Linked DNA regions of Homo sapiens: region 2 is linked to region 1. A link is an interaction called in ENCODE POLR2A ChIA-PET data of the cell type or tissue named here. Cell type or tissue: K562. All regions are shown on one strand. Each heading gives the region's core, and the rest is flanking DNA. Links, peaks and the distances in the headings are about the cores only. Region 1 holds the start of GATA1 (GATA binding protein 1). Region 2 overlaps LOC124905186 (a long non-coding RNA gene).

Region 1 (9,808 bases), core at 2,999-7,998:
GGTGAGTCCAGGGCTGCCCACCCCTCCCATGGCAGGGGCCCAGCCTCCTCACCCCCAGTTATCACTCTCCGGACAGAGATAAAGTTTATCTCGAGGCTGGGGGATATGAAAGCTCCTTATCAGCTGCCCCACTAGAGTAAGTGTTGCCCCAACGGCGGCAGCAGGCAGCAGCTGGCACCCTCCACTCTCCCTCGGCCCCAGCCCCTCACCCCAGGTAACGTTCCAATCCCAGCCCTCAAGGGAGGGTCTCACCGGGCTGAAGGGAGCAGATATAAGGTCTAGGGGGCAGATATGGGGCTTAGGGGGAGATAGAGGTGGAATTTGAAGGTCAGATATGGGGTTAAGTCAGAGAGGTTTGGGGTGTAGCCATGGAGTTTGTGGGGAGGCAGATATGGGCGGGGTTGTGGAGCAGAGACGAGCTTGGAAGTTCAGAGACACATTTTGGGCTCAGGAATAGGTTGTGAAAACAGACGAGGTTGGGGGATCGGGGCGAAGTTTGAGAGTCAGAAATAAAGTTGAGAAGTAGTGTGGGAGTCAGATTCTGAGGGTCATAGAAAAGTCTGGGGAGTTCAAGGGTTTTTCTGGAGGAGAGATGGAGTTTAGGAGTCAAAGATCTGTTTGGGCAGACAGAATGTGGCTAGTAAAGGGGAGTTTGAGAAGCCAAGATAGAATTGGAGTAGAGAAAGGCTTGGAGCTGGAGAGATTCAGGGAGACAATGAGATGTGTTTTAGGGCTGAGATACGGTTTGGGGAAGGCAGACATGAGGGTTCATGCGGCAGAACAGATTTTGGGGAGTTGACTTGGTGTTTGAAGTGACAAAGATATTTTACTGAGCAGGCAGGGAGTTGGGAGAGATAAATGGTTTGCGGAGATCAGAGAGAAGTCATTGGGAACAAAGAGTGGGTTTGAAAGGCAGAGATGGTGGTAAGAGGATGGAGCTAGGGTTTGGCAGATCAGAGACAGGTTTGGGGGCTCAGAGAGAGTGGGGCAAAGACAAGGCGTTGTAGAGCAGATAAGGGGTTTGGGAGCAGAAAAGTGAGGTTTGGAGGAGAAGTCAGGGAGACAGAGACAAGTTTGGGTGAGTGGAAATCAGATATGGGACAGGGAAAGGATTTGGGGAGATAAAGTCATGTTTTGGGAGACAGAGTTAGTGTTTAGGGGAGACAGACCTAGGGGTATAGCGAGCAAAGTGAAGGGATCCAGAGGATATAGATATCTTGGACGGAGTGGATGAGAGGGCAGAAAGAGGTGGGGTTTAGGGGGTAGATTTGGGGTAGAAATGGGAGTTGGAAAGACAGGTGGGTTGGAGGAGCTGTAAAGGGATTCAGGGCTGGCTGACACTTTGGGGACCAGCTGTGGGTTGGGGAGCCTGGAGCAAGCATAAGGGTAGGGGCAGCAGGCCCAGGGTTGCCTTGGTGGGGGCTCTCTGGGGGCTGAGACTGACCTGGGCTGGTGGTTGCGGAGGGTTCGGCCGCCTTGGGGATGTGGCAAGCTCAGTGTGATCCCAGGGGGTGTCCTGGCTGGCCTTGGCCTTTGAGGCTCCCTTCCTCCCTCCCTCCCTCCCTCCCTTCTCCCTCCTCCCTCCTCCCCAGGGAGTGGCTGGTGCCCCAGTGGGTGGGGCAGTCCAGGGGAGGGGGCGGGTCCCATGCTTGTGGGGCACCTCTTGGGCACTGGAGGCCCTCTTCCACCCTCCCTGCCCACCCTGGGGATTCTTGGACCTCGCTCGACCTAGGCTCCCGTGGACTGTAGTGTCCAGACAAGCAAAATAGGCTGAAACCAAGATAAATGAAAATAGCAGATATGGTTTCATGACTTCACTGGGCTTTTCAGAGAGTAAAGCCCTTAATTTGTGCGGGGCCGGTGTGGGCTAGACTCCTGTGTATGTGCGTCTTCCTGGCTGCAGGGAGAGAAGGGATGTGGCTGTACCCATTTTGCAGGTGAGAAGAGTGAGGCTCAGAGAGGTTCTGCTGGATTTGAACTAGAGCCTGTGGGATACCTTGATGACCCAGGCTAAGCCTGCAGGCCAGGCCAGTGCTGGCGGGAGGCAGGGGCACACTCACTTAGCGCCCCACTGGGGCTTACGCCAGCTCCGGCCTGCCCTGGGGCAGCAGATAAGTCTTATCAGATGTAGGCGACCGTGGCTGTTGGCGCCGCAGTAACAGGCTGTCTTGGGGTGAGGGTGTGGGGGTAGGAACACCCAGGGACAGTGGCCTCAACTTCTTGCCCGCCATGCTGCCTTGGAGGCGGGAAACTGAGGTGGGAGCCAGGGATGATTCCTCGAGGAGTGGTATAGGGTAGGAAAGGAAAGGGGTGGAGTGGGAGAGACAGAGGCAGAGAGACAAACAAAAACAGAGATAGGCGGAGAGAGATGGAAATGGGGAGAAAGAGAGTGACAGAGATGAATAGAGAAGGAGACAGACGTGGAAAGAGGCAGAGAGAGGGCACAAAAGAAAAGGAGAGACAAAGAGGGCGAGACACCCGGGGAGAACCAGAGACCATTAAAGACATATAGAGAGAGGCAAAGAGAGAATGAGAGACAGAGATGGACAGAAGTGACAGATAAAACCTGAAAGGGAAAGAGGCCAAAGACAGAAGTGGAGAACTGAGAAGGGAGACAGAGACAGAGGGATATTCAGAGACAGACTCAGAAGAAGGTCCAGGCAGACTGGATCACACCCTGGGCATGTGGTGCCCATGCAGGTAGGATGGGAGGATGTGGATTGATGTAGCCTGTGGCTCTGCCCTCAGCCCTCAGCAGGGGACAACCAGAATGTGGCTAGGCCTCCGCACCCCAGTCCCCACACTCTTGCCCTGCCCCACCTCCTCCAAATATTAATGACAACAACCACAGTGTCTCATAGACCTCACATAGACTTGTACCTAACCTGAGCACTTTTTCTATATGAAAGCATCTGACACACATGCACACGTGGGACAAGGAGCTGTCCTGCCCACCTAGTCTACAGATGGGGAGACTGAGACCTACAAAGGGCAGAGGCCAAGGGTGGAGCCCCAGGTCAGTGGGGTCAGCTTGCCCACTGGCCCACCCTGGAGGGATCTTACCATTCTTATCTCACTCCTCTGAGCCTCAGTGTCCTCATATGCAATGGGAGATTTGAGGAGGAAAGAGAGCAAGCCCATGAATTCCTATTTATTGAGCTCCTGCTGGTGTGCCACGCCCCATGCTGAACCCTCATCAGTAATAAGGAGAACGAATACAAAGACACCTCTGACTTAAGTGGCAGTGGTTTCAGGAGATGGTCTCTAGAGCCAGCTCATCCTCGTTCATAGACTGCCCTAACCACTAATGGATCAGGTGACCTTGGGAGAGTTACCATCCCCTCTGGAATTTAGCTCCTCATCTGTAAAAATGGGGTAATAATATACCCCAATAAGCCACTCCATGCAGTGACTGGGGAGACTAAATGAGTTTTAACCCATGTTACATGATCTTAACTTACTTGAATCTGAAATCTCAATAAATATTAAGTACCCCTATTTATTTATTGAGTACCTACTGCATACAAGGGAGAGTACATAGCCCTTTCTAACCCTACTACTACTTATAGTACTAATGCTAATAATATGCTGACACTAAGAGTAATACCAATATTGTAATATTGATACTGACACTAAAACTAATTTTATTTCTTTAAATTTATGATTGACACATAATAGTTGTACATATATATGGGGTAAAACATGATGTTTTGTTACATGTATACATTGTGTAGTGATCAAATCAAGGTAATTAGCATATTCATCACCTTAAACATTTATCTTTTCTTTGTGATGAGAACATTCGAGAACGCCTCTTTCAGCTATTTTGAAATATACATTTATTGTTGACTCTAGTCATTGTACTATGCATTAGAACACCAGAACTTATGCCTCCTATCTAACTGTAGCTTTGTACCCATTGACAGCCTCTCCCCATCCCTCCCTGCCTCCTACCCTCCCATCTGCTGGTAACCACTATTCTACTCTCTACTTCTATGAGGACATACTAATTTTCATAGTAATACTCATCTAATGCTAATACTAATTTTAATCTAACACTAATACTATTATTAATACTAACACTAATTCTAAAACTATTCTAATTCTAACAACAATAGTGATAATGATACGTACTAAATATTTTTTGGGGACAGTGTCTCACTATGTCACTCAGGCTGGAGTGCAGTGACAATCTTGGCTCACTGCAGCCTCCACCTCCTGGGCTCAAGTGATCCTCCCACCTCAACCTCCTGAGGAGCTGGGACTTCAGGTGCATGCCACCACACCCAGCAAAAAATTTTTTTTCAATAGAGATGAAGTCTCGCTATGTTGCCGAGGCTTGTTTAATTCTGATATTAATAATAGCATTAATAGACTAATAATAACAGCAGCGGCATTATTTGCTGAGTGACCCCAGGCACTGTGCTAAGCGCTCTCCACCCATAATTCTATCGCATTCTCACCAGCTCCTTGTGGTGCAAGTGTGTATAATTGCCCTCACCTCCAGACTGGTTCTACATAGGTGTGTGGAAATGAAGATGTTCCTCCAGGGCCCTGGGTTCTTGTCTCAACTCTGATTTGCTGTGTGATTTGCTGTGTGATTCCTGGGCCAGACGCCCTCTGAGCCTCAGTTTCTTCATCTGGAAAACGGGTAAAGTCCTAGCCCCCCACGTGGGTAGGAACCACTCAGCACAGGGCCTGCTGGCACACCATAAATGGTGTGCTCTGTAAATGGGAATTATCATCATCATTATTATTATTAGAAGCAGCGGTCGCAACATAGGGAAATCTGTCCTCACAGGGAATGGCAGGCTCGAGGCATGTCTAAGAGCTAAGACAAGGGTTTGGCCGCTGGACTCACCCCATTTCTTCATTTCTGGAGAGCACAGAGCGCTCAGGAAGAGAAGCCAAGGGTGAGGAGTAGGGCGCCCCAGAGCCCTGCCTCCAGCAAGAGCTGGAAACCCCGAGGCTGTGAGGCCAGGCCTCACCCCATTCCCTCCCCCATCCCCGTGGAGGGGGCGCAGGCTCAGAAGTCTGCGGCGACAGTTCAGCCAGCAAGGAGGCAGCTGGGAGTGGGCAGATAAGGGAATCAGTGGGGCCAGATCAGGCTTTGGGGGAGACGAGGGCGGGGGTGGGGTGTCCTGGCCGCGCGTCTTCTCCGTCAGGCCTAAGTTTGAGACTCTTCTTCAATGTCCTCTCTTCTCGGAAGCCTTCCCTGACTGGCTCACTCCCTCCTGGCATCTTCTGGGGTTCTAGAGCCCCTGCTTGGTCCAGGCCCCATGGCATTTGTACTGTTTGTGCCTCTTCTGTACTGTGGAGCCCATCAGGGTGGGGACAGAGCCTGACAGACTGTGGTGTCAAAAGCACCAAGGCAAATGTCAACCAAAGCCTGGTTAAGGAGTCAAGCGTTTGCCCTCAGAAACAAACTGTTGGTTGACTGTTTTAAAAAATGGAAAGTATAAAGGGTGCTGTAACAAGCATCTACTTTTGTCAAACATTAATATTTTGCCTTATTGACTTCAGATTGTTTTTAAAGGATATGCGATATTACAGATGCTCTTGTACTGATTCCATTTCCCTCTCTCCTTCTACTGCCTTGAGCTTGGTGTTTATCTTCCTCATGAGTATTTTTACTCCATCACTCCATATGTTGGTACCCATAAACACCATATGATACCTGGGGTTTTTTTGGCCTGTTTTTGCACTTCATGGAAATGGAAGCACATCATACAGTATGTGCTGCTTTTGCTCAGCATAATGTCTGTGACATTCTTCCACATTGTCGTGTGTATCAATAGTTCATTCTTTTTTTTCTTTTTCTGTTTATTGAGACATAATTCACATACCATAAAATTTGCTCTTAACCATAAAATTCACTCTTAAAATGTATAGCAAAGCGATTAGTATATCACGAGGTTGTGTAACTATCCACTACCTAATTCCAGAACATTTTCATCACCCCCAAAAGGAACCCTATATCTATTAACATACACCCTCCCATTCCATTTCCCTCTCCTCCCATCCCCGGGCCATCACAAATCTCTTTGTCTCTATGAATTTGTCTGTTTTGGACATTTCATATAAATGCAGTCATATAATATGTGGCCTTTTGTAACTGCCTTCTTTTACTTCACATAAGTTTTTTAAGGTTCATTCATATTGTAGCATGTATCAGTACTTCATTCATTTTCATGACTGAATAATATTCCTTTGTATGAAAATACCTACTACATTATAGCTAGGATGCGGTGGCTCACACCTGTAATCTCAGCACTTTGGGAGGTTGAGGTGGGTGGATTGCTTGAGCCCAGGAGTTCGAGACCAGCCTGGGCAGCGTAGCAAGAACACGTGTCTACAAAAAAGAAAAATTAGCCGGGTGTGGTGGTGCATGCCTGTGGTCCCAGCTACTTGGGGGGCTCAGGTGGGAGGATCAGCAAGTTGAGGCTGCAGTGAGCCATGATTGCACCACTGCACTCCAGCCTGGGCAACAGAGTGAGACCCTGTCTCAAAAGATAAAAGGAAAAAGAAATGCCACATTATGCTTATCCATTCACCCATTGATGGACTCTTGGCTATCACAAATAATGCTGCTATGAACATTCATGTGAAAGTTTTTATGTGGACATATGTTTTTCGTTTTCTTGGGTATATAACTAGGAATGGAATTGCGGGGTGATATGGTAATTCTATGTTTAACTTTCTGAGGAACTGCAAGTGTTCTCCACAGCTGCCATATGGGGATTCAAATTTAAATTTAACCACATTCTCTCCAACACTCCTTTCTTTCTTTCTTTCTTTCTTTCTTTTCTTTTCTTTTCTTTTCTTTCTTCTTTCTTTCTTTCTTTCTTTCTTTCTTTCTTTCTTTCTTTCTTTCTTTCTCTCTCTCTCTCTCTCTCTCTTTCTTTCTTTCTTTCTTTTTTCTTTTTTTTCTTTTTTCTTTTGTTTGGCAGGGTCTCACTCTGTTCCCCAGGCTGGAGTACAGTGACATGATCTCTGCTCACTGCAGCCTCAACCTCCTGGGTTCAAGTGATCCTCCCACCTCAACCTCCTGAGTAGCCAGGACTACAGGTGCATGCCATCACACCCAGCTAAATTTTTGTTAATTTTTCGTAGAGATGGGATTTTCGCCACGTTGCCTACGCTAGTCTCAAACTACTGGGCTCAAGCAATCTGCCTGCCTTGGCCTTGCAAAGTGCTGGAATTACAGGCTACCATGCCTGGCCTCCAACACTTTTTATTGTCCCTCTTTTTGATTCTAGCCATCCTACTGGGTGTGGGTGTGAAGTGGTGTCTTGTTATGGTTTTGATTTGCATTTCCCTGTGACCACTGATGTTGAGCATATTTTCATAAACTTGTTGGTCATCTATCTTCTTTTTTTTTTTTTTTTTTTTTTTGAGATGTAGTCTTGCTCTGTCACCCAGGCTGGAGTGCAGTGGCACGATCTTGGCTCACTGCAGCCTCCACCTGCTGGGTTCAAGTGATTATCCTGCCTCAGTCTCCTGAGTAGCTGGGATTACAGGCACCCGCCACCATGCCTGGCTAATTTTTGTATTATTAGGAGAGATGGGGTTTCACTATGTTGGCCAGGCCAGTCTCGAACTCCTGACCACAAGTGATCCATCCGCCTCAGTCTCCCAAAATGCTGGGATTACAGGCATGAGCCACCGTGCCCAGCCCATTTATCTTCTTTGGAGAAGTGTTTATTTAAATCCTTTGCCCATTTTGAATTGGGTTATTTGTCCTTTTATTGTTGAGTAGTAAGAGTTCTTTATGTATTCTGGATACTAGACTCTTTTTAGATATGTGATTTTCAAATATTGTCTTCTGTAGGTTGTCTTTTCACTTTTTTTTTTTTTGAGACAGGTTCTCACTTTGTCACCCAGGCTGCAGTGCAGTGGGGGTGAACGTGGCTCACCGAGGCCTTGACCCCCCAGGCTCAAGTGATCCTCCTGCCTCAGTCCCCCAAGTAGCTGGGACTACAGTTGCATGCCACCGTTCCTGGCTAATTTTTGTATTTTTTGCAGAGATGGGGTTTCACCATGTTGCCTAGGCTGGTCTTGAGCTCCTGGGCTCAAGCAATCCACTCACCTCAGCCTCACAAAGTGGTGAGATTACAGGCGTGAGCCACTGCGTCCAGCCAGAAAGCTTATAGTTTTGATGAACTCCAGTGTGTCTATTTTTCTTTGGCTGCTTATGCTTTAGATGTCACGTCTAAGAAACCATTGCCTAATCCAAGGTCACAAAGACTTAAGCCTGTTTTCTTCTAAAGCAGCGGTCCCCAACTTTTTGGCACCAGGGACCAGTTTCATGGAAGACAATTTTTTTCCACAGAAGTGGGGATGTTTTCAGGATGATTCAAGCGCGTTACATTAGAGTCTCATAAGGAGTGCACAACCTAAATCCCTCGCATGCACAGTTCACAATAGGGTTTGAGCTCCTAAGAGAATCTAATGCTGCAGCTGATTTGACAGGAGGCGGGCTCAGCTTCATGAATGGCAGCAAGCCGCAGCTCACCTCCTGCTGTGTGGCCCAGTTTCTAAGAGACCACAGATGGGTTTGTGGCCTGGAGGTTGGGGACCCCCGTTCTAAAAGTTTTATCGTTTTAGCTCTTACATTTAGGTCTTTGATCTGTTTTGAGTTGTTTTTTGTATATGGTATGAGGAAGGGGTCCCACTTTATTCTTTTGCATGTGGATACTCAGCTGTCTCAGCACCATTTGTTGAAAGGAGCATTCTTTCCCCATTGAATGGTCTTGGTACACTTGTCAAAAATCAATTGCTAGCTGGACACAGTGGCTCACACCTGTAATCCCAGCATTTTGGGAGGCCAACGTGGGAGGATCACTTGAACCCAGGAGTTCAGCCTGTCCAACACATTGAGACCCTGTCTCTACAAAAAGTTTTTTAAAAATTAGCTGAGCACAGTGGTGCATGCCTGTAGTCCCAGCTACTTGGGAGGCTGATGTGGGAGTATCGCTTAGCCCAGGAGTTTGAGGCTGCAGTGAGCTATGTTTGTGACTGGGCAACAGAGCAAGTCCCTGTCTCAAAAAAATCAGTTGCCTATAATGTATGAATTTATTTCTGGACTTTCAATTCTATTTCGTTAATTTATATGTATGTTTTTATGCCAGTAGCACATGGTCTTGATTACTGTAGCTGTATAGTAAGTTTTTAAACTGGAAGGTGTGAGTCCTCTAACTTTGTTTTTCTTTTTCAAGATTGTTGTATTTTGGGCCCCTAGCACTCCCATGTGAATCAGCTTGTCAGTTCTGCAAAGAAGCAAGCTGGGATTCTGATAGGGATTGCATCAAGTCTGTAGATCAATTTGGGGAGTATTGCCATCTTAACACTATAAAGTCTTCCAATCCATGAACATGTGATGTCTTTCCATTTATTTAGGTCTTCTTTAAGTTCTTTCAATAATATTTTATGGTTTTCAGTGTATAAGTCTTACCCTTCTTTCATTCATTTTATTACTAAGTATTTTATTCATTTTGAAGCTATTGTAAATGGAATAGTTTTCTTAATTTCACTTTTGGATTGTTAATTGCTAGCATATATGATACAAAATCTTATATCCTGCAACCTTGCTCTAATGGTTATGCACTAATGGGGCTCTAATGGTTTCGTGGTGGATTCCTTAACATTTTCTATGTATAAGATCATGTCATCTGCATATAGGGATAGTTTTACTTCTTCCTTTCCAATATGGATACGTTTTATTTCTTTTTGTTGCCTAATGCCCCAGGTAGAGCATCCAATACAGTGTTGAAAAGACATGGTAAGAAGGGGCATCCTTGTGTTGTTC
Region 2 (9,808 bases), core at 3,082-8,081, 130 kb after region 1:
TCTCCTGCCTCAGCCTGCCCAGTGCCTGCGATTGCAGGCGCGCGCCGCCACGCCTGACTGGTTTTCGTATTTTTTTGGTGGAGACGGGGTTTCGCTGTGTTGGCCGGGCTGGTCTCCAGCTCCTAACCGCGAGTGATCCGTCAGCCTCGGCCTCCCGAGGTGCCGGGATTGCAGATGGAGTCTCGTTAACTCAGTGCTCAATGGTGCCCAGGCTGGAGTGCAGTGGCGTGATCTCGGCTCGCTACAACCTCCACCTCCCAGCCGCCTGCCTTGGCCCCCCAAAGTGCCGAGATTCCAGCCTCTGCCCGGCCGCCACCCCGTCTGGGAAGTGAGGAGCGTCTCTGCCTGGCCGCCCATCGTCTGGGATGTGAGGAGCCTCTCCGCCTGGCTGCCCAGTCTGGAAAGTGAGGAGCGTCTCTGCCCGGCCGCCTTCCCACCTAGGAAGTGAGGAGTGCCTCTTCCCGGCCGCCATCCCATCTAGGAAGTGAGGAGCGTCTCTGCCCGGCCGCCCATTGTCTGAGATGGGGGGAGCGCCTCTTCCCCGCCGCCCTGTCTGGGATGTGAGGAGCGCCTCGGCCCGGCCACGACCCCGTCTGGGAGGTGAGGAGCGTCTCTGTCCGGCCGCCCCGTCTGAGAATTGAGGAGACCCTCCGCCTGGCAACCGCCCCGTCTGAGAAGTGAGGAGCCCCTCCGCCCGGCAGCCGCCCAGTCTGAGAAGTGAGGAGCCTCTCCGCCCGGCAGCCACCCCGTCTGGGAAGTGAGGAGCGTCTCCGCCCGGCAGCCACCCCGTCCGGGAGGGAGGTGGGGGGGTCAGCCCCCCGCCCGGCCAGCCGTCCCGTCCGGGAGGGAGGTGGGGGGTCAGCCCCCCGCCCGGCCAGCCGTCCCGTCCGGGAGGGAGGTGGGGGGTCAGCCCCCCGCCCGGCCAGCCGCCCTGTCCGGGAGGTGAGGGGCGCCTCTGCCCGGCCGCCCCTACTGGGAAGTGAGGAGCCCCTCTGCCCGGCCAGCCGCCCCATCCGGGAGGGAGGTGGCCGGGAAGGAGGTGGGGGGGTCAGCCCCCCGCCCGGCCAGCCGCCCCGTCCGGGAGGGAGGTGTGGGGGTCAGCCCCCCGCCCGGCCAGCCGCCCCGTCCGGGAGGGAGGTGGGGGAGTCAGCCCCCCGCCCGGCCAGCCGCCCCGTCCGGGAGGTGAGGGGCGCCTCTGCCCGGCCGCCCCTACTGGGAAGTGAGGAGCCCCTCTGCCCGGCCACCACCCCGTCTGGGAGGTGTACCCAACAGCTCATTGAGAACGGGCCATGATGACAATGGCGGTTTTGTGGAATAGAAAAGGGGGAAAGGTGGGGAAAAGATTGAGAAATCGGATGGTTGCTGTGTCTGTGTAGAAAGAAGTAGACATGGGAGACTTTTCATTTTGTTCTGTACTAAGAAAAATTCTTCTGCCTTGGGATCCTGTTGATCTGTGACCTTACCCCCCAACCCTGTGCTCTCTGAAACATGTGCTGTGTCCACTCAGGGTTAAATGGATTAAGGGCGGTGCAAGATGTGCTTTGTTAAACAGATGCTTGAAGGCAGCATGCTCCTTAAGAGTCATCACCACTCCCTAATCTCAAGTACCCAGGGACACAAATACTCTGCCTAGGAAAACCAGAAAAAAAAAAAAAAAAAAAGAGGTTTTAGTACAGCTTTGGGTATACTGGAAGCAGTTTTATTTGCAGAAGGTAAAAGGCTGTGCAATAGACTGAATGTTTGTGTCTCCCCAAACATGTTGATATCCTAACCCCTAATGTGATAGTATTAGAAGGTGGGACCTTTGGGAGGTGATTAAGTCATGACAGTGGAGCCCTCATGAATGGGATTGGTGCCCTTATGAAAGGGACCCCAGGCTGGGCGCAGTGGCACACGCCTGTAATCCCAGCACTGTGGGAGGCCGAAGCAGGTGGATCACCTGAGGCCAGAAGTTCAAGACCAGCCTGGCCAACATGGCGAAACCCTGTCTCTACTAAAAATACAAAAATTAGCTGGGCATAGTGGTGTTTGCCTGTAATCCCAGCTACTCAGGAGGCTGAGGCAGGAGAATCGCTTGAACCCAGGAGGCGGAGGTTGCAGTGAATGGAGATGGTGCCACTGCAGTCCAGCCTGGACGACAGAGTGAGACTCTGTCTCAGAAAAATATAAATACATAAATAAATAAATAAAAGGGACCCCAGAGAGTTCTTTCCACAATGTGAGGATACAATGAAAATTTAGCTGTCAGCAACCCTAAACAGCATCCCTACCAGAACCTGACCATGCTGGAACCGTAATGTCAGACTTCCAACCAGAACTGTTAAGAGAGAAATTTCTGTTGTTTATAAGCCACCCAGTCTATGGCACTTTGTTATACCAGTCAGAACTGACTAAGACAGAAATTGGTACTGAGAAGTGAGGGGTGCTATGTAACGAATACCTAAAAATGTGGAAGTGGCCTTGTAATTGTAATGACTAGAGGCTGGAAGAGTGCCATGGTTTGAATGTTCCCTCCAAAACTCATGTTGACCTTTAATTGCCATTGTAACAGTATTGAGAGGTGGGGTCTTTAAGAAGACATTAGGTCATGGGGCTGTCACCTTCATGAATGGACTAATGCTGTTATTGTGGGAGTGGCTTTGTTATAAAAGTGAGCTGTCTCTCGCATGCACCCTCTTGCCATTCTGTCTACCCATGATGGGATGATGCAGCATGAAGGCCTCATCTGATGCTAGCACCATGCTCTTAGACTTCCCAGCCTCCAGAACTGTGAGCTTGTTAAGCTTCTTTTTAAAATTATTTTTATTTTTTATTTTTTTGAGACAGAATCTCACTCTGTCACCCAGGCTGGAGTGCAGTGGCACGATCTCTGCTCACTGCAACCTCTGCCTCCCAGGTTCAAGCAATACTCCTGCCTCAGCCTCCCGACTAGCTGGGATTACACGCATTCATCACCAGGCCCAGCTAATTTTTGTATTTTTAGTAGAGATGGTGTTTCACCATGTTAGTCAGGCTGGTCTCAAACTCCTGACCTCAAGTGATCCACCCACCTTGGCCTCCCAAAGTGCTGGGATTATAGGTGTGAGCCACTGCACCTGGCTGAGCTTCTTTTCTTTATAAATTACCTGGTCTGTGGTATTCTGTTATAGCAACAGAAAACAGACTAAGACATAAATTTGGGTGCATGCGCTAGAAAAATCCTATATTGCCACCAGGTGCGGTGGCTCACACCTGTAATCCCAGCACTTTGGGAGGCCGAGGTGGATGGATTATGAGGTCAGGAGTTTGAGACCAACTTGACCACCACGGTGAAACCCCATCTCCACTAAAAATACAAAAAAAAAAAAAAAAATTAGCCGGGCGTGGTGGCGCACACCTGTAATCTCAGCTACTCAGGAGGCTGAGGCAGGAGAATTGCTTGAACCAGGGAGGTGGAGGTTGCAGTGAGCCAAGATTGCGCCACTGCACTCCAGCCTGGGCAACAGAGCAAGACTCCATCTAAAAAAAAGAAAAAGGAAAAAAAGAAAAATCCTATATTGCCATTGAATGGACCTTTAAAGGTGATTCTGATGAGCAGTCAGAAAGAAATGAGGAGAGCTGTAGAGAAAGCTTCTGCTTTCTTAAAGAATACATAAGTAATCATGAACAGATTGGTGGTAGAAATATGGGTGGTTAAAGGCTGTTCTGATGTGGTCTCAGGTAGAAATGAGGAACGTGTTATTGGACAGTGGAGAAAAGGTGATCCTTGTTATAAAGTAGCAAAGAACCTGGCTGAATTGTGTTTACGTTTTAGTGTTTTGTAGAGGGTAGGACTTGTGAACAGTGAAATGGAGATTTAGCTGAGGAGATCTCTAAGCAAAGTGTTGAAAGGAGAGGCTTGGTTCCTCCTGACTGCTTATAGTCAAATTTGAGAAGAGAGATATGAATTGAAAACAGAATTGTTATGCAAAAAGGAACCAGAACTTAAACTTACCCAAGCTATGAGGGTGACATTGCTCCCTCAGTGGGTCTGGAAAATTCTCAGCCTGTCCCTGTCCATATTACAAAACATGACAAAGCATGTTTGGAAGAGAACACTAAGGATCTGCTGGACTATTTGACAAGGAGATTACTGTGAATGTGAACTGTGGACTTCATTAACCATCTCAACAAAACAGCAATAGCGATGGGATTGTACTGGAAATGGCACTGCTGACTGGGACTAAAGGAAACAGAGAAAATGGGACAAAATGGCTGGGCACAGTGGCTCATGCCTGTAATCCCAACACTTTGGGATGCTGAGGCGGGTGGATCACCTGAGATCAGGAGTTCAAGACCAGCCTCACCAACATGGTGAAACCCTGTCTCTACTGAAAATACAAAAATTAGCCGGGTGCGGTGGTGCACGCCTGTAATCCCAGCTACTTGGGAGGCTGAGGCAGGAGAATCACTTGAACCCAGGAGGCGGAGGTTGCAGTGAGCTGAGATTGCACCACTGCACTCCAGCCTGGGTGCTGGGCAACAGAGGGAGACTCTGTCTCAAAAAAAAAAAAGAAAAAGAAAAAAAGAAAATGGGACAAAATGAAGGAAGATGATTAAACTTCTTAGATCCTATAGGACCAAACCATAGAACTATTCGGCTGTGAACACACACTGTTCTTCAAGATAAGGGAAGAAGAACCCTGAAGGTGATTCAGAGACCGTCCAGGTCACCAGTCCCATCAGAGGCCCAGAGTACATGGGCTTAGGGCATAGGACTACCTGCACCTCCATTTCTTTTTTTTTTTTTTTTTTGAGACAGAGTCTCGCTCTGTCATCCAGGCTGGAGTGCAGTGGCACAATCTTGGCTCACTGCAAACTCCGCCTCCCAGGTTCATGCCATTCTCCCACCTCAGCCTCCCAAGTAGCTGGGACTACAGGCGCCCACCACCACGCCCAGCTAATTTTTTGTATTTTTAGTAGAGACGGGGTTTCACCCTGTTAGCCAGGATGGTCTCGATCTCCTGACCTTGTGACTGGCCTGTCCTGGCCTCCCAAAGTGCTGGGATTACAGGTGTGAGCCACCACTCCCAGCCTCCACCTCCATTTCAAAGGGTGAGACCAATGCCCAGTAGAGCGGTGGGGATGGAGGCTCCCAGCAGAGCCCTGAGGCTACAACTCCTGCCCTGACAACCACAGCATGAGCAGTGAGTGCTGCCAAACTGTTGTTACCGGGCCGGGGGGTGGGGGTCCTTGCTTCCAGAGCTCCCAAGATGGTGGTGGGCTGCTTCCAAGATGGTGGCAAGCCTCGGGTTCTCTGACCTGGGGTTCTTGGCCTCACGGATTCCAAGGAATGGAGTCTTGGGCCATGCGTGAGTGTTATAGCTCTATTAAAAGCCGTGGGTCACGGAAGAGAACCGTGGAACCCAGTGACTAGTGTTCAGCTCGATTAGGACAAACACAGGCACTTAGCCATGCAGGAACAATGGCAAGCCTTTAGCCCGATCGGGAGCAGCAGTGGACGGCTTGCTGGATCAGGAGCACAGCGGACACCCTGCCGGATCTGGAGGGATGGAAGTCAATGGCGGGTCTGCGACGGCGGCAAACAGCAGTGGTGGACTGCAAGTGAAAGCTCAGCTCGAGCCGTAACAAACACGGACCAGAAGAGAGTGCAGCTGCAAGATTTAATAGAGTGAAAACAGAGCTCCCATACAAAGGGAGGAGACCCAAAGAGGGTAGCCGTTGCGGGCTCGAATGCCTGGGTTTATATCCCTATCATTGTCCCTCCCGCTGTGCTCTCAGGTGATAGATGATTAGCTATTTCTTTACCTCCTGTTTTTGCCTAATTAGCATTTTAGTGAGCTCTCTTTACTCCCTGATTGGTCGGGTGTGAGCTAAGTTGCAAGCCCCGTGTTTAAAGGTGGATTGCGGTCACCTTCCCACCTAGGCTTAGGGATTCTTAGTCAGCCTAGGAAATCCAGCTAGTCCTGTCTCTCACTGTGAGGGTGACATTGCCCCCTCAGTGGGTCTGGCATGAGGGACTGACACCCCAGTAGGTCTGGAGGCAAAGCTTCAAGCCAAAGAGGATTACCTGAGTCTCAAGATCTCACAGAACTTCCCTTGCTAGGTTTTGGACTTGCTTGGGACTTGTCACCCCGTCCTCCTTCCCTGTTTCTCCCTTTTGGAATGGGAATGTTTATAGACCCTCTTTGTGTCCCATCATTGTATTTTGGAAGCAAATACTTTGGTTTCTTTTAAGCAGCTGAAGAGGAATTTTGCTTCAGGGTGAGTTTCACCCATACCTGATTTAGATGATCTTTAGATGAGACTTTTGGCTTTAGACTTTAGAGTTCATACTGGAATGAGTTAAGATTTGGGGGGATGTTTGGATGGAATTGAATGTAGTTTGCATGTGAGAAGCACATGAATTGTCGGGGGCAGGCAGGTGTTGGAAGGCAATGGACTGAATGTTTGTGTTTTCCTGTCTTAGTCCAGTTTCTGTTGCTTATAACAGAATACCTGAAACTGGGTAATTTTAAAGGAAATGAATTTCTTTCTTACAGTTGTGGGGGCTGAGAAGTCTAAGGTCAAGGGGCTGCATCTGGTGGGGGACTTTTTGCTGGTGAGGACTCTGAAGAGTCCTGAGACAGTGCAGGGTATCACTTGGCAAGGGGCTGAGCGTGCTAGCTCAGATCCCTCCTCCTCCCTCCTGTTCCTCTTCTTCCTTTCTTTCTTTTTTTTTTTTTTTTGAGACAGAGTCTTGCTTTGTTGCCCAGGCTGGAGTGCAGTGGTGTGATCTCAGTTCACTGCAGCCTCCACCTCCTGGGTTCAAGAGATTCTCCTGCCTCAGCCACCCGAGTAGCTGGGATTACAGGCATGTGGCACCATGCCTGGCTAATTTTTGTATTTTTAGTAGAGATGGGGGTTTTGCCATGTTGCCCAGGCTGGTCTCGAACTCCCGACCTCAAGTGATCTGCCCACCTCAGCCTCCCAAGGTGCTGGGATTATAGGCATGAGCTACTGTGCCTGGCCTTAAAATACTTTCTAAAATGCTTAGATATTAGAGCTGCAAGGGCCCCTAGAGATCATCTGTGTCAGGGAGGACAAACCCTTTCTCTCACATCTTTATTCCTCACAACCCATGCTCAGGGCAGACATTGATATTTTGACTCAACCTGAAGATTTTTCTCATCCCTCACTTGGGACAGCTATTAAGCAGCCACCAGAGTTAGCACCTGGGGTTAGATTGTTTTAAAATATAACCAAGAATCTTTAAAAATTGAGGTATGGTGAGCCCAGCAGATCACAAGGCAACTGCCATTGAAAAGATAGTTTGTTACTCACAGTTCTCAAGAGGAGGGGGCTTGCCAAGCCATGGCCATGCAAGGGCCACATGGGAGGCACCAGGGTCAGTCAGGAGTCAGGAGTGAGGAGAAAGCATGGGCCCAGAGCCTTTATTGTAGGTTTTATGGGAAGGAATGGATGAGACAGGATTGGCAAGCTGAGAAACCTTAGGACTGGATAGTTTGAATGATTTTGGTGGGCTACAGGGTGGCCCCTAGTTGTTCAGTACCTGGCCCTGGAGGGGGAATATTGGCTGGTGTGTGAGAGTTAGAAAAAGGAGGTGGTTTGGGTATGGTCTCATGATTGTTGGTTTGCATATCAAAAGCATGCTCAGAGTCAAGTTCTGTAGGAATTAGTTAGCCCTGGGAGGGACAGTCTCTCCAAGATTAGCAAGGCCCCAAGATGTCAAAGCATCATGAAATACAGAAAATTAAAAAACACGATTAATGTGCATATCCATCCCCAGCCCTGATAACTGTAACACCTTCATAACAAAAGTGGAAACCTGGGCCGGGCGTGGTAGCTCACGCCTGTAATCCCAGCACTTTGGGAGTCCCAGGCAGGCTGATCACCTTAGGTCAGGAGTTCGAGACCATCCTGGCCAACATGGTGAAACCCCATCTCTACTAAAAAAAAAAAAAAAATTAGCTGGGCCTGGTGGTGCATGCCTGTAATTCCAGCTACTCAGGAGGCTGAGGCAGGAGAATCGTTTGAACCCAGGAGGCAGAGATTGCAGTGAGCCGAGATCACGCCATTGCACTCCAGCCTGGATGACAGAGCAAGACTCTTATCTCAAAAAACAAAACAAAACCAAGTGGAAGCCTGAAACAGATGAATAAAGTGATTTGTACAAAGTGAGGCAGCCAGTTAGTGTCAGAGACCTCTAAGTGTCTCAACTCAGTCCATCTCTTTGTCACTTTTTCCATAGCAAGCTAGCTCCTTCTCCTGCTCCATCTCACTAATTGCTAGTAGATCAATTTTCTTAGGTTGGTATGTCATTCTGTGCATAATGCACAGAAATCGCCTTGCAAAAGCCAAAGTAGCTTTGATGTGACTTCTAAAACGAAACTGCTGCTGCTCAGTGGAGAATGATCTTAAAAGGCTGCCAAGGCATGCCCTTCATGTCAGAAATGTCTACCATTGCTTTTCATGCATGTCTCTGCCACTGTGCAAACTATATCTTTTGTTCTAATCAAATAATTTAATAATAAATATTGCAGAAACTGTTTTAAATCTCTTATACTAATTATATTAATTGACCTAATTTTCACAGCAACCCTATGAGTACGGGTTTATCTCCATCTTGTTTTATTTAATTTGGAGACAGAGTCTCACTCTCTCGCCCAGGCTGGAGTGCAATGGCACGATCTCCACTCACTGCAGCCTCCTCCTCCTGGGCCCAAGCGATCTTCCCACCTCAGTCCCCCAAGTAGCTGAGACTACAGGTGTGCACCACCACACTCAGCTAATTTTTGTATTTTTTGTAGAGACGGGATTTTGCCGTGTTGCCCAGGCTGGTCTTGAACTCCTGACCTCAAGCAATCCACCCACCTCTGCCTCTCAGAGTGCTGGGATTACAGGCATGAGCCACCACGCCCAGCTCATATACCCATTTTAAAGATGAGGAAAGTGCAGCACAGAGACATTCAGTAACTGGCACAGCTAATAAGTGGCAGAACTGGAATTCAAATCCAAGCTAACTCCAGAGTCCCCCTCTTTACCACCACACACTGCCAACAGAAATGTTGTTCTGACTGCAAAGAAATTGCTCACTTTTTAATTTAAGAAAAAAGGATGATCAAGAGAATGAGATGATAGCCAGGTGTGGTAGTGTGCACCTGTAATCCCAGCTACTTGGAGGTTGAGGCAGGAGAATTGCTTGAACCCAGGAGGCAGAGGTTGCAGTGAGCCGAGATTGCACCACTGCACTCCAGCCTGGGTGACAGAGTGAGACTCCGTTCCCCCCTCCCCACAAACGTGAATGAAATGACAAGCCACAATATTTGCAAAAGAGGTGTCTGATAAATGACTATTATCCAAAATTGCAAAGAGCTCTTAAAACTCAACGGTAAGAAAATGAACAACCTGATTAAAAAATGGGCAAAAGACCTGAATAGACACCTCACCAAAGAAGGTGGACAGATGGCAAATAAGCATATGAAGATGCCCAACATCATATGTCATTAGAGACTTGCAAATTAAAACAACAGTTAGGCTGGGCGCAGTGGCTCATGCCTGTCATCCCAGCACTTTGGGAGACCAAGGCGGGCGGATCACCTGAGGTCAGGAGTTCAAGACCAGCCTGACCAACATGGAGAAACCCCGTCTCTACTAAAAATACAAAATTAGCTGGGCGTGGTGGCACATGCCTGTAATCCCAGCTACTAGGGAGGCTGAGGCAGGAGAATTGCTTGAACCTGGGAGGCGGAAGTTGCGGTGAGTCAAGATCGCGCCATTGCACTCCAGCCTGGGCAACGAGAGTGAAACCCTGTCTCAAAATTAAAAA

Evidence for each region. Peaks named below come from ENCODE experiments on the same cell type or tissue, not always from the same donor. Only the 100,000 strongest peaks of a DNase experiment are listed, where the experiment ranks them.
Region 2: POLR2A ChIA-PET joins it to region 1 with 5 read pairs; 2 of 35 experiments call an interaction of 5 or more read pairs at or near these places.

Annotation. Positions count from the first base shown.
Region 1 is chrX:48,778,282-48,788,089 of GRCh38, reverse strand. GATA1 (GATA binding protein 1) reads right to left here and starts at 1,500. Exons shown (of 6, transcript NM_002049.4): 1 at 1,445-1,500. RefSeq lists cis regulatory regions at 1,253-2,373, 2,813-3,473, 5,005-5,126, 4,793-5,293, 4,773-5,353 and an enhancer at 4,698-5,426. In K562, for the core only: no CTCF peak of the experiment used is centred there; a DNase peak (open chromatin) is centred at 5,059; H3K4me3 peaks cover 946 bases.
Region 2 is chrX:48,650,672-48,660,479 of GRCh38, reverse strand. All of the region lies in intron 1 of LOC124905186 (a long non-coding RNA gene), which reads right to left. Among named protein-coding and RNA genes, the nearest start is that of WAS, 28 kb to the left of the region's middle. In K562, for the core only: no CTCF peak of the experiment used is centred there; no DNase peak of the experiment used is centred there.